Regions from separate parts of the Homo sapiens genome. Here region 1 is linked to region 2. The links are chromatin loops, found by intact Hi-C in ENCODE. Cell type or tissue: mammary epithelial cell. All regions are shown on one strand. Links, peaks and the distances in the headings refer to the core of each region. The heading gives the core; the rest is flanking DNA.

The links. Hi-C counts contacts between places; a loop is a spot of excess contacts. Peaks named below come from ENCODE experiments on the same cell type or tissue, not always from the same donor. Only the 100,000 strongest peaks of a DNase experiment are listed, where the experiment ranks them.
Region 1: it touches region 2 in a loop (2.6-fold over the local background); 11 of 110 quality-filtered maps call a loop at or near these places.

What each region holds. Positions count from the first base shown.
Region 1 is chr19:43,782,710-43,788,041 of GRCh38, reverse strand. No RefSeq gene overlaps it. Among named protein-coding and RNA genes, the nearest start is that of KCNN4, 4.4 kb to the right of the region's middle. RefSeq lists cis regulatory regions at 2,389-2,836, 4,837-5,303, enhancers at 2,342-2,841, 2,842-3,343, 3,331-3,625, 4,971-5,140, 5,281-5,330 and a silencer at 3,331-3,625. In mammary epithelial cell, for the core only: a CTCF peak has its summit at 2,544 (motif pointing right); DNase peaks (open chromatin) are centred at 2,571, 3,441, 5,051 and 5,241; H3K4me3 peaks cover 516 bases; H3K27ac peaks cover 2,909 bases.
Region 2 is chr19:43,516,995-43,522,367 of GRCh38, reverse strand. All of the region lies in intron 3 of ETHE1 (ETHE1 persulfide dioxygenase), which reads left to right. Among named protein-coding and RNA genes, the nearest start is that of ETHE1, 7.5 kb to the left of the region's middle. In mammary epithelial cell, for the core only: a CTCF peak has its summit at 2,692 (motif pointing right); a DNase peak (open chromatin) is centred at 2,787; H3K27ac peaks cover 873 bases.

The DNA of each region.
Region 1 (5,332 bases), core at 333-5,332, 270 kb before region 2:
TATACTATTATAATATATATAATAATTCATATATATATTTGAGCAGAGAACTGAATGAAGTGAGGGAATGCCCCATGAAGAGAGTGGAGGTGCAAGCATTCAGGAAGAGGGAACAGAAAATGCTAAGACCCAGAGGCAGAAAAAAGCTTGGTATGTTTGAGAATCAGCAACAAGGCCAATGTGATAAAGCAAAGTAAATGCAAAGGAAAGTGATGGGAGGAGTTTCGCCAAGATAGGAATAGACACACAGAAAGAAAGCAATAGAGAAAGACAGACAAGAAAATTGAGACCCAAGCTGAGACTGACCAAGAAAGGCTCATAGGCAAAAAAATTAGGAGCAAAATGATGCTAGCTGCAGTGTATGGAGTGCAATTTGCATTATACATTTTATTATTTTATTATCTATTCACATATACATACATATGCATATACTTTTTTTTTTTTAGTTGAAGTCTCACTCTGTCACCCAGGCTGGAGTGCAATGGCACGATCTTGGCTCATTGCAACTTCTGCCTCCCAGGTTCAAGTGATTCTCATGCCTCAGCCTCCTGAGTAGCTGGGATTACAGGTGCCCACCACCACGCCTGGCTAATTTTTTTTGTATTTTTAGTAGAGATGAGGTTTCGCCATGCTGGCCAGGCTGGACTTGAACTCCTGGCCTTAAGTGATCTGCCTGCCTCAGCCTCCCAAAGTGCTGGAATTACAGGCGTGAGCCACCATGCCTGGCCCATATATATATATTTTTTATTATGGAAAACTTCAAACATGCAGATATGAACATAAGGGTATAATAATCTACTTTTTATTGTGTAACAACCCGCTCCAAAAGTTAGTGTCTTAAAATAAACAATCTCATGATTGAGGCTTGACTGGGCATTTCTGCTGGTCTCTCCTGAAGTCATTCACATGGTTGCATTCTGTTAGGACAGGACTGGGGCTTTAGCCAAGATAGCTTCATTCTCCCTGCATGGCCTCTCCATGTGACTAGCTTGGGCTTCCTTACAGCATGGTGGTCTTCTAGTTCTAAGGGTACAAAAGCAGAAGCTTCTAGTTTCCTTAACATCTGGACCTGGAACTGGTTCAGTGTCATATTTGCCACATTCTATTAGTCAAAGCAAGTCATGAGCCAGATAGACTGAAGGAGAAGGAACATACTGTTCCTTTTCGTGGGAGAAGCCACCTGCCAGTGCAGGGAAGGGAGGAGTCACTGGCAGGCAACTTGGGAGACAATGTATCACAAGACTTTAACATAGACCAGGCCTGCTGTTAGGGCTCCAGACATTCTCTCTCACCTAAGCCTCAAGCAGCCCTGTCACATAGGAAACATAATCCCTCTTTTACAAGTTTCACAGAGCACACAACTATGGATGGCAACTAGGTTTGAACTCAGGTTTGTCTCTAAACCAGGCTGTACGTATAACATATTCCATACAAAAATAAAGTTAGGCCGGGGGTGGTGTCTCATCCCTCTAATCTCAGCCCTTTGGGAGGCTGAGGCAGGTGGATCATCTGAGGTCAGAAGTTCAAGATCAGCCTGGCTAGCATGGTGAAACCCCGTCTCTACTAAAAATACCAAAATTAGCCTGGTGTGGTGGTGCATGCCTGTAGTACCAGCTACTTGGGAGTCTGAGGCAGGAGAATCGCTTGCATCCAGGAGGTGGAGGTTGCAGTGAGCCAAGATCGTGCCACTGCACTCCAGCCTGGGTGACAGAGCGAGACTCTGTCTTGAATGAATGAATGAATGAATGAATAAAGTCAGTGGTCACATCGAGGCTTAAACCGAGGTCTCTAGACTTCCATATTGTGAGATATAGATATCTGTATATCATATACATCTGTATACACTATACATCTGTATACTATGCCATATACTATACTACATATCTGCATATACTATATATAGAGTGTGGGTGTATGTCTCTGTGTAATAACATAATATACATACATTTTTAACTGGCGGGGAACACAGAGATACAAAGAAGAAAATAAAAGCAGAAATGAAGAAAAAAGGAGAAAGGAGAAAAGCATGCACTTGGAGACTAAGACCAGGAGATAGAAACAGAGAAGCAAGACAAGGCGCAGTGGCTCACACTTGTAATTCCAGCACCTTAGGAGGACGAGGCAGGAGGATGGCTTGAGACCAGGAGTTCGCGACCAGCCTGGCAACATAGTGGGAACTGATTTTATGACCAAAAAAATGTTTTTTAATTAAAAAGAGAGAGAGAGAAGAAAGAAAGAAAGAAAAGAAAAAAGAAAGAGAGAGAGAAAGAAGAAAGAAAGAAAAAGAGAAAGAAAGAAAAAACAAGGACAATGATATACAGAGAGAAAAATGAAGACTGAGAGCAAAGAAGAGACTGAGATTGATGGAATCACGAGGTCTCCCTCCTTTAGCCTGGAAACTCCACAAGAGCAAGAATTTTGTCCATTTTTGTTCATTACATATCGCCAACTCCTTGAGCAGTGCCTGGCACTCAGTAGGTGTTTTGCTCTATGTTGGCAAGAAACCAGGCTGGACAGGGAGAGTGTCTGCAGTTGCCTAAGTGAACACTAGGTGACAGTATTTATAAGCCCTGGAGCTTCCAGGCTCCAAGGTCCCAGAGATGGCGGTGGAGGATTTGCCGCCACTGACCTCTGACTTTCAGGATCTCTTCCTCGGGGCTCAGCCCTGCCTTTCCCTGCACAAGCCTTGGGCGATGAATGACCTTTCCGCCTGAGACACCCTCTTCACTCTCCTTCACCAGCCTGCCCAGTTAAACAACTCTTTGTCCCTGGCCCCTTCCTGCTGGGCCCCGAGGCACCTGGGTTCTTTCCAGGCCCGGAGATGGGGCTGCGACAGAGGTGGTGCAGCTGGGACAAGGCCAAGGAAAAATCCTGGAGACTCTGGAATCAGTTCTTCCAGTGTATGAGACCCAGCCCCTCCTCCCTCAGACCCAGGGGTCCAGACCCCAGCACCTCCTCCCTCAGACCAGCAGTCCAGGCCCCAGCCCTCCTCCCTCAGACTCAGGAGTCCAGACCCCAGATCCTCCTCCTTCAGACCCAGGAGTCCAGGCCTCAGCCCCTCCTCCCTCAGACCTAGGAGTCCAGATCCAGCCCCTCCTCTCTCAGACCAGCAGTCTAGACCCCAGCCCCCCTCCTCCCTCAGAACCAGGAGTCCAGACCCCCTGCCCCTCCTCTCTCAGACCAGCAGTCCAGACCCCATCCCCTCCTTCCTCAGACCCAGGAGTCCAGACCCCAGCCCCTCCTCCCTCAGACCCCCTCCTCCCTCAGAACCAGGAGTCCAGACCCCCAGCTTCTTCCTCCTGGACCCTTCCTCTTAGGCATTTTGAGGTCCTCTACTATTCCCTCTCCCTCTCTTTTACACAAACCCCTCTCTCCCTCCACTCCCCATTCTAGGATTGAGACCAAGGGTGAGTCACAAGAAGCCCTGAGGCCCTGAGTCACCTCGCCCTCCCCCCTTGGCCCCTCCCTGGGCTGGAGGCAGCTGGCTGAGGAGTGAAGCAGTTTCCTAGGACTGACCCCTGCATCCCAGGACTGCAGTTTGAAGGCAGGTGCCCTTCCCACTGTAACCCCATCACTGCCACCCAGGCATGTCCATGCCCATCCTTTGCTGTTTTTCTCTTTCAGTCATGGCCTATTTGGAGACAAAATTTCTCTGTGCTCTAACTTCCGTGTCTTGATTGTGTTTTCCGGTTTCTCTGCACCTGTGGGTCTCTTTGATTTTTTTTAATACATGCCCCCACCATCCCTGGCTGAATGCCTCGAGGTCTCTCTGATTATCTCTCTCTCCCTCTGTGTCAGTCTCTGTCTCCGTTTTTCACAAGTGCCTGAACTGGGGCACAGATGCCATGGCATGGCCGCAGCTGGAGCGCTATTTAGTGGCTTCTGACCCTTGGGTGGCCACAGTCTCTGGATCACTGGCCCTCAACCCCTGAGTGGGACTGGGGTAGAACCGGAAGGAACCAGGCTGTCCGTAGATGTGCCAGTGAACAGCAGAGAGAAACTGAGGCAGAGACAAGCATAGAGAGGCCCGGAGAGAGAGAGAGAGACCCAAGAGGAGACCAGGAGGCAGGGAGAGAGTGAAACAGAGACGGAGAGAAACACCGATTCAGCAAGAGACAGACAAAAACAGAGGGCCCTAGAGACGGAGAGATGGAGACAGAGTGAGACACGATGACAGAGACACAGGCAATGATGAACACAGAGAGAGACATGACAGAGAGACAGTGACGGGGAAAGAAGGAAACAGAGGAGCAGAGAGGGACACGAAGATGGAGAAAGGGACAGAGCGATGAGAGAGACACAGAGAGGCTAAGAGAGGCAGAGACAGAGAGACAGAGTGAAGAGAGACAGAGAGAGACAAAGGTACCAGGAGAGAAGAACAGAGACAGAGATAAAGACAAACCTGGCCAGGCACGGTGGCTTACGCCTGTAATCCCAGAACTTTGGGAGGCCGAGGCGGGTGGATCACCTGAGGTCAGAAGTTCACGACCAGCCTGGCCAACATGGTGAAACCTCGTCTCTACTAAAAATACGAAAATTAGCTGGGTGTGGTGGTGCACACCTGTAATATCAGCTACTCGGGAGGTTGAGGTAGGAGAATTGCTTGAACCTGGGAGGTGGAGGTTGCAGTGAGCCGAGATCGTGCCACTGCACTCCAGCCATGGGAGACAGAGCAAGACTCTATCTCAAAAAAAAAAAAAAAAAAAAAAAAGACAAACGCGGAGGTTTCCAGATCAGGAGAGACTGAGACAGGAAGCAAGTCCCAAAGAACCAGAGAAAGAGCCGGAGAGGGAGGAGAGAGACGCAGCGAGCCGGGCGGCCAGTGGGCAGGGGTGCCCAGGCTGCAGGCTCAGGAGTGCCCGGCGGCTGCACTTTCCCCAAGTGGACGCATGTGTGGTGTCTGGGCGCGCCCGGGTGTGTCTCCAGCCCTCTCCCGCCAAGTCTCGCCGAGTGGGTAATTGTGTGTGCCGAGGGGCGGAGCCCCCGCAAGGGTTGTGTTTTTGCCACTGGGCGTGTCCATGTGTATGGTTTGGTGTCTCTGGGTGTGTTTGTGTGGGCTGCCTTGGTGTGCAGTCAGACATGTCTGTGCGTGTCTCGCTTCCCTGGGGCTGGTGGGTCCAGGGTCCCACACGACCTAGGACACAAGGAGGGGGAGGGTTGTGTCCGCAGGTTCCTTGCAGAGGGGTGTGCATGAGGCCAAGGGCAGTGTCACCAGTTCAGTGCATGATGCTGGGAGGTGATGTGCGTCACCAGGTCAGTGCATGCCTGTGTGTCTCCACAGGAGGGTTTGATCTGTGTCGGAGCGTATGGTGTACAGATCCATGAGTGGCTC
Region 2 (5,373 bases), core at 114-5,113:
TTGCAGCCTCCAACTCCTGGGCTCAAGTGATCCTCCTACCGCAGCCTCCTGAGTAGCTGGGACTATGGGCATGTGCCACCATGCCCAGCTAATTTTTAAACAATTTTTTGTAGAGACTGAGTCTTGCTGTGTTGCTCAGATTGGTCTCAAACTCCAGGCCTCAAGCAACCCTCCTGCCTCGGCCTCCCAAAGTGTTGGGATTACAGGTGTGAGCCCCATCTAGTTTTTACATGTTACTTTGATAGTTTTCAATGTGAAAAAAAGTTAAAATGATTCTTAGCTTACAGGCCTTACAAAAACTGATGGCAGGCCAAATTTGGTCCACTGGCCATAATTTTTGCCCTACAAAATGGGCAGGTTGTGGTGGCTCCTAGGCTCAAGCGATCCTCCTTGCCTCAGCCTCCCAAAGTACAAAGTGAATTACAGGCATGAGCCACTACACCCTATTTTCCTTCTGATTATTCAGTTTTTGGCTACCACGAATAATGCTGCTATGAAGATTCTTCTGCTAATATCTTAGGGAACATTGTCATGAATTCTAAGGACTGGATTTTCTGGGTCACTGAGTCGACAAATGTTTAATTTTCATAGAAACTCCCAGTTTCTTGAACTGGTTGTTCATCTTACATAAAAGATGGGACAAATTTAAGTGGTTTCATTGTAGAATGAGTTTTCTTTCTTTCTTTTTTTTTTTTTTAGAGACAGAGTCTCACTCTGTCCCCCAGGTTGGAGTGCAGTGGCACAATCTTGGCTCACTGCAATCTCTGCCTCCCTCTGGGAGCCTCAGTTCCCTGCGCTAAAACACAGGGTTTATCACAGCACCTTCCTCTTGAGGCTGTTTCAAGGATTAGCTGGCTGCCTTCAGGATCTCCAACCCAGAGGTTCCCCTTCTAGGTGTGAAGCCCAGAGACACCCTTGCTCATGTGCACAAAAGACAGCAGGGGTGTAGGGCAGGGGACAAAGTACACAGCAGGGGACTGTTTAATACATGATGACGCTACAAGGCAGTGGATCGCCAAAACAGGAGTAATTCTTTTTTTTCTGAGACAGAGCCTCACTCTGTCACCCAGGCTAGAGTGCAGTGGCGCAGTCTCGGCTCACTGCAACCTCCGCCTTTCGGTGATCCTTCTGCCTCAGCCTCTCCAGTAGCTGGGATTACAGGTGCGCACCACCACATCTGGCTAAATTTTATGTTTTTATTAGAGATGGGGTTTCGCCATACTGCCAGGCTGGTCGTGAGCACCTGGCCTCAAGTGATCTGCGTGCCTCAGCCTCCCAAAATGCAGGGATTACAGGAGTGAGCCACCGCACCTGGCCCAAGTTTTCTTTTTTTAATAAACTGATTGAGAAGTGAACATCTTAGCTGCCACAGGGTGGCCGAATCAGAAAGTTAGGTTTGCTGTTAAATATGCTGGCTTAGAGAAGTACTGCTGAAAACACTGATCCCCCAGGTCCCTTAGAATCAGAGAGTCTGATTTAATTGTTCTGGGTGGACACAAGGAATTGGCATGTTTTAAAAGCTCCACCATTGATTCTTATGTGGCTCAAGTGTGGGTTTCAATACTTCCTCCTTTTAACATTGTGAAACGAGTAATTTTTCTTCCAACATTTTATTATGAAAAATTTCAAGCATAGAGAAAAGCTGAAAAAAAATTTTTTTTTTTTTTTGAGACAGGGTCTCACTTTGTCATCCAGGCTGGAGTGCAGTGGTGCAATCATAGCTCACTGCAGCCTCAACCTCCTGGCTCAAGCGATCCTCCTGCCTCAGGCTTCCAAATAGCTGGAACTACAGGTGTGCACCACCACTCCTGGCTAGTTTTTGTGTTTTTTGTAAAGACAGAGTTTTGCCACATTGCCCAGGCTGGCCTCGACCTCCTGGGCTCAGGCAATCCTCCCTCCTTGGCCTCCCAAAGTGCTGGGATTAGAGTGAGCCACTGCACCAGGCTTAAAATTTTTTTTTACAGTGTACATCTCTAACCATCCATCACTTCATCTTTTTTTCTTTTGAGATGGAGTCTCACTCTGTTGCCCAGGCTGGCGTACAGTGGCACAATCTTGGTTTACTGCAACCTCTGCCTCCTGGGTTCAAGCGATTCTCTTGCCTCAGCCTCCCGAGTAGCAGTAGCTGGATTTACAGGCGAGTGCCACCACACCCAGCTAATTGATTTTTAAAAGATTTTTAGTAGCGATGGGGTTTCACCATGTTGGCCAGGCTGGTCTCGAACTCCTGACCTCAAGTGATCCACCTGCCTTGACCTCCCAAAGTGCTAAGATTACAGGTTTGAGCTGCTGTGTCCGACCTATTCTTTTTTTTTTTTTTTTGGGTGGGGGTCTCGCTATGTTGTCCAGGCTGGTATTGAACCCTGGCTAAGGTGATCCTCCCGCCTCAGCCTCCCAAGTAGCTGGGCCTACAGACGTGCACCATCATGCCTTGCTGTAATTGTTCTATTTTATTATTAGTTATTATTGATTTATTAATGTGCCTAATTTATAAATTAAACTCTATCATAGGTGCGTATGTATAGGAAAAAGCATAGTGTGTAGGGTTCTGTACTATCTGCGGTTTTAGGCATCCACTCCGGGTCTTGAAATGTATCCCAGGCAGATAAGAGGTGTTTACTATAGTTTTGAGTAATGAAGGGAAAGAACTTGGGAACCAAATGGAAAAGAAGCTGAGAGCTTACTTGCCACCAGGGGGCAGTGTAGGCCGTGGGAACTCCAAGGCCAGCAAGCTGAATGCTTTACAGGATTCCTTCTGGGTTATGTTTCTTTGATGGGGGTAGTTTCAGGTTTAGCTGCTGCAGGCAACAGATGAAAGAAAAGCTCTGGGGATGTGTCACAGACATGATGCATCATGGAAGGGAAGAATGAATTTGTTGAAAGAATTTGGGGTTAGGCAGGCTGGGCTGTTGCGGAAATCACTCGACAAGTTTCAGGGACAATGAAGGCTGCTTTAGGTCAAGATGTTATATGTTCCCCACCCACAATTTCTTATTTTGAATTTTTTAAAATCTACATTGAAATAATAGTACAAAATATAACAATACACAAGCACAGGCCGGGCGCGGTGGCTCACGCCTGTAATCCTGGCACTTTGGGAAGCCGAGGTGTGCGGATCACCCGAGGTCAGGAGTTTGAGATCAGCCTGGCCAACATGATGAAACCCCGTCCCTACTAAAAATACAAAAATTAACCGGGCATGGTGGCACGCTCCTGTAATCCCAGCTACTCAGGAGGCTGAAGCATGAGAATCACTTGAACACCCAGGAGGTAGAGGTTGCAGTGAGACGAGATCGCACCACTGCACTCCAGCCTGGGCCACAGAGCAAGACTGTCTCAAAAAAAAAAAAAAAAAAAAAAAAAAAAAACAAGCACAAATTTCATCAGCCATCAGAGCAATTATGTCACTATAGGTCATGAAACTTTTAGAACCGCGCCCCTCTCCCCCAAATGTTTTTGGGGAATGCGAGTGAAAATGGGCAAAAAGTCCAAAAATCGTTTTGATTTTGCAGAATGTCAGGGTTCTCTAGGCTATACTTTGAGACTTCCTCTTTTACAAAACCTTTGTCACGTCTAACAAAATATGCAGTAACTTTTTTTTTTTTTTTTTTTTTTTGAGACAAGAGTCTCGCTCTGTCGCCCAGGCTGGAGTGCAGTGGTGCGATCTCGGCTCACTGCAAGCTCCGCCTCCCGGGTTCATGCCATTCTCCTGCCTCAGCCTCCCGAGTAGCTGGGACTACAGACGCCCACCACCACGCCCAGCTAATTTTTTTTTTTGTATTTTTAGTAGAGACGGGGTTTCACCATGTTAGCCAGGATGGTCTCGATCTCCTGACCTCGTGATCCGCCCGTCTCGGCCTCCCAAAGTACTGGGATTACAGGCGTGAGACACCACGCCCGGCCAATATGCAGTAACTTTATATCATTATTAAATATTCAGCTGTGTTCAGATGTCTCCAATTACCCGAGGAATAATTTTTACAGCTTTTTTTTTCTTTTTTCTTTCTTTTTTTGGTAGAGATAGGATCTCACCATGTTGCCCAGGCTGGTCTCAATCTCCTGGGCTCAAATGATCTTCCCCTCTCGGTGACTCAAAGTGCTGTAATTATAGGTGTGAGCCACGGTGCCCAGCCTACGGCTGTTTTTAGGAACCAGGATACAATTGAGCTTAGTGTTTGGCCATTATGTCTATTTAGTCTCTTTTGTGTGTGTGTTTGTGTTTTCTTTTTCCTTCTTTTCTTTTTGTTTTGTTTTCTTTTTTATTATTTATTTATTATTTTTTATTTATCAAAAATCTTTTTGGATCTAGAACAGTTTCATATCCTTTTGCCCCAGGATATTGACTTTTTTTTTTGAGACAGTCTCGCTCTGTCACCCAAGCTGAGGATATTGACTTTTGTTTTTTGTTTTTTTTTTTTGAGACGGAGTGTTGCTCTGTCACTCAGGCTGGAATGCAGTGGCATGATCTCTGCTCACTGTAACCTCTGCCTCCCAAGTTCAAGCAATTCTACTGCCTCAGCCTCCCCAGTAGCTGGGACTATAGGCATGTGCCACCACGCTTGGCATGCTTGGCTAATTTTTTTTTTTTTTTTGAGGCGGAGTCTCACTCTGTCACCCAGGGTGGAGTGCAGTGGCGTGATCTCAGCTCACTGCAGCCTCCGCTTCCTGGGTTCAAGCAATTCTCCTGCCTCAGCCTCCCGAGTAGCTGGGATTACAGACATCACCACCACGCCTGACTAATATTTGTATGTTTTGTGGAGATGGGGTTTCACCATGTTGGCGAGGCTGATCTTGAACTCCTGACCTCAGGTCATCCACCTGCCTTGGCCTCCCAAAGTGTCGCGATTAGGCGAGCCACCGTGCCTGGCTTCGGCTAATTTTTGTATTTTTAGTATGGATGGGGTTTCACCATGTTCACCAGTCTGGTCTCAAATTCCTGACCTCAAGTAATCTACCTGCCTCGGCCTCCCAAAGTGCTGGGATTACAGGCGTGAGCCACCGTGCCTGGCCGCATTTAATACATTTAACCTACTGAACATTATAGGTTAGCCTACTTTACCTTAAAGTGGTCAGAACATTTACATTAGCCTACAGTTGGGCAAACTCATCTAACACAAAGCCTTGTATTTTATACAAGAGTGTTGAATATCTCATGTAATTTATTGAATACTGAATTGAAAGTGAAAAACAGAATGGCTGTATGGGTGCATGGAATATGATTTCTATTGAAAGTGTATCACTTTTGGCTTGGTGCAGTGGCTCATGCCTGTAATCCCAGCACATTGAGAGGCTGAGATGGGAGGATTGCTTGAGGCCAGGAGTTCAAGACCAGGCTGGTCAACATAGTGAGAGCCCATCTTTACTGAAGAAAAA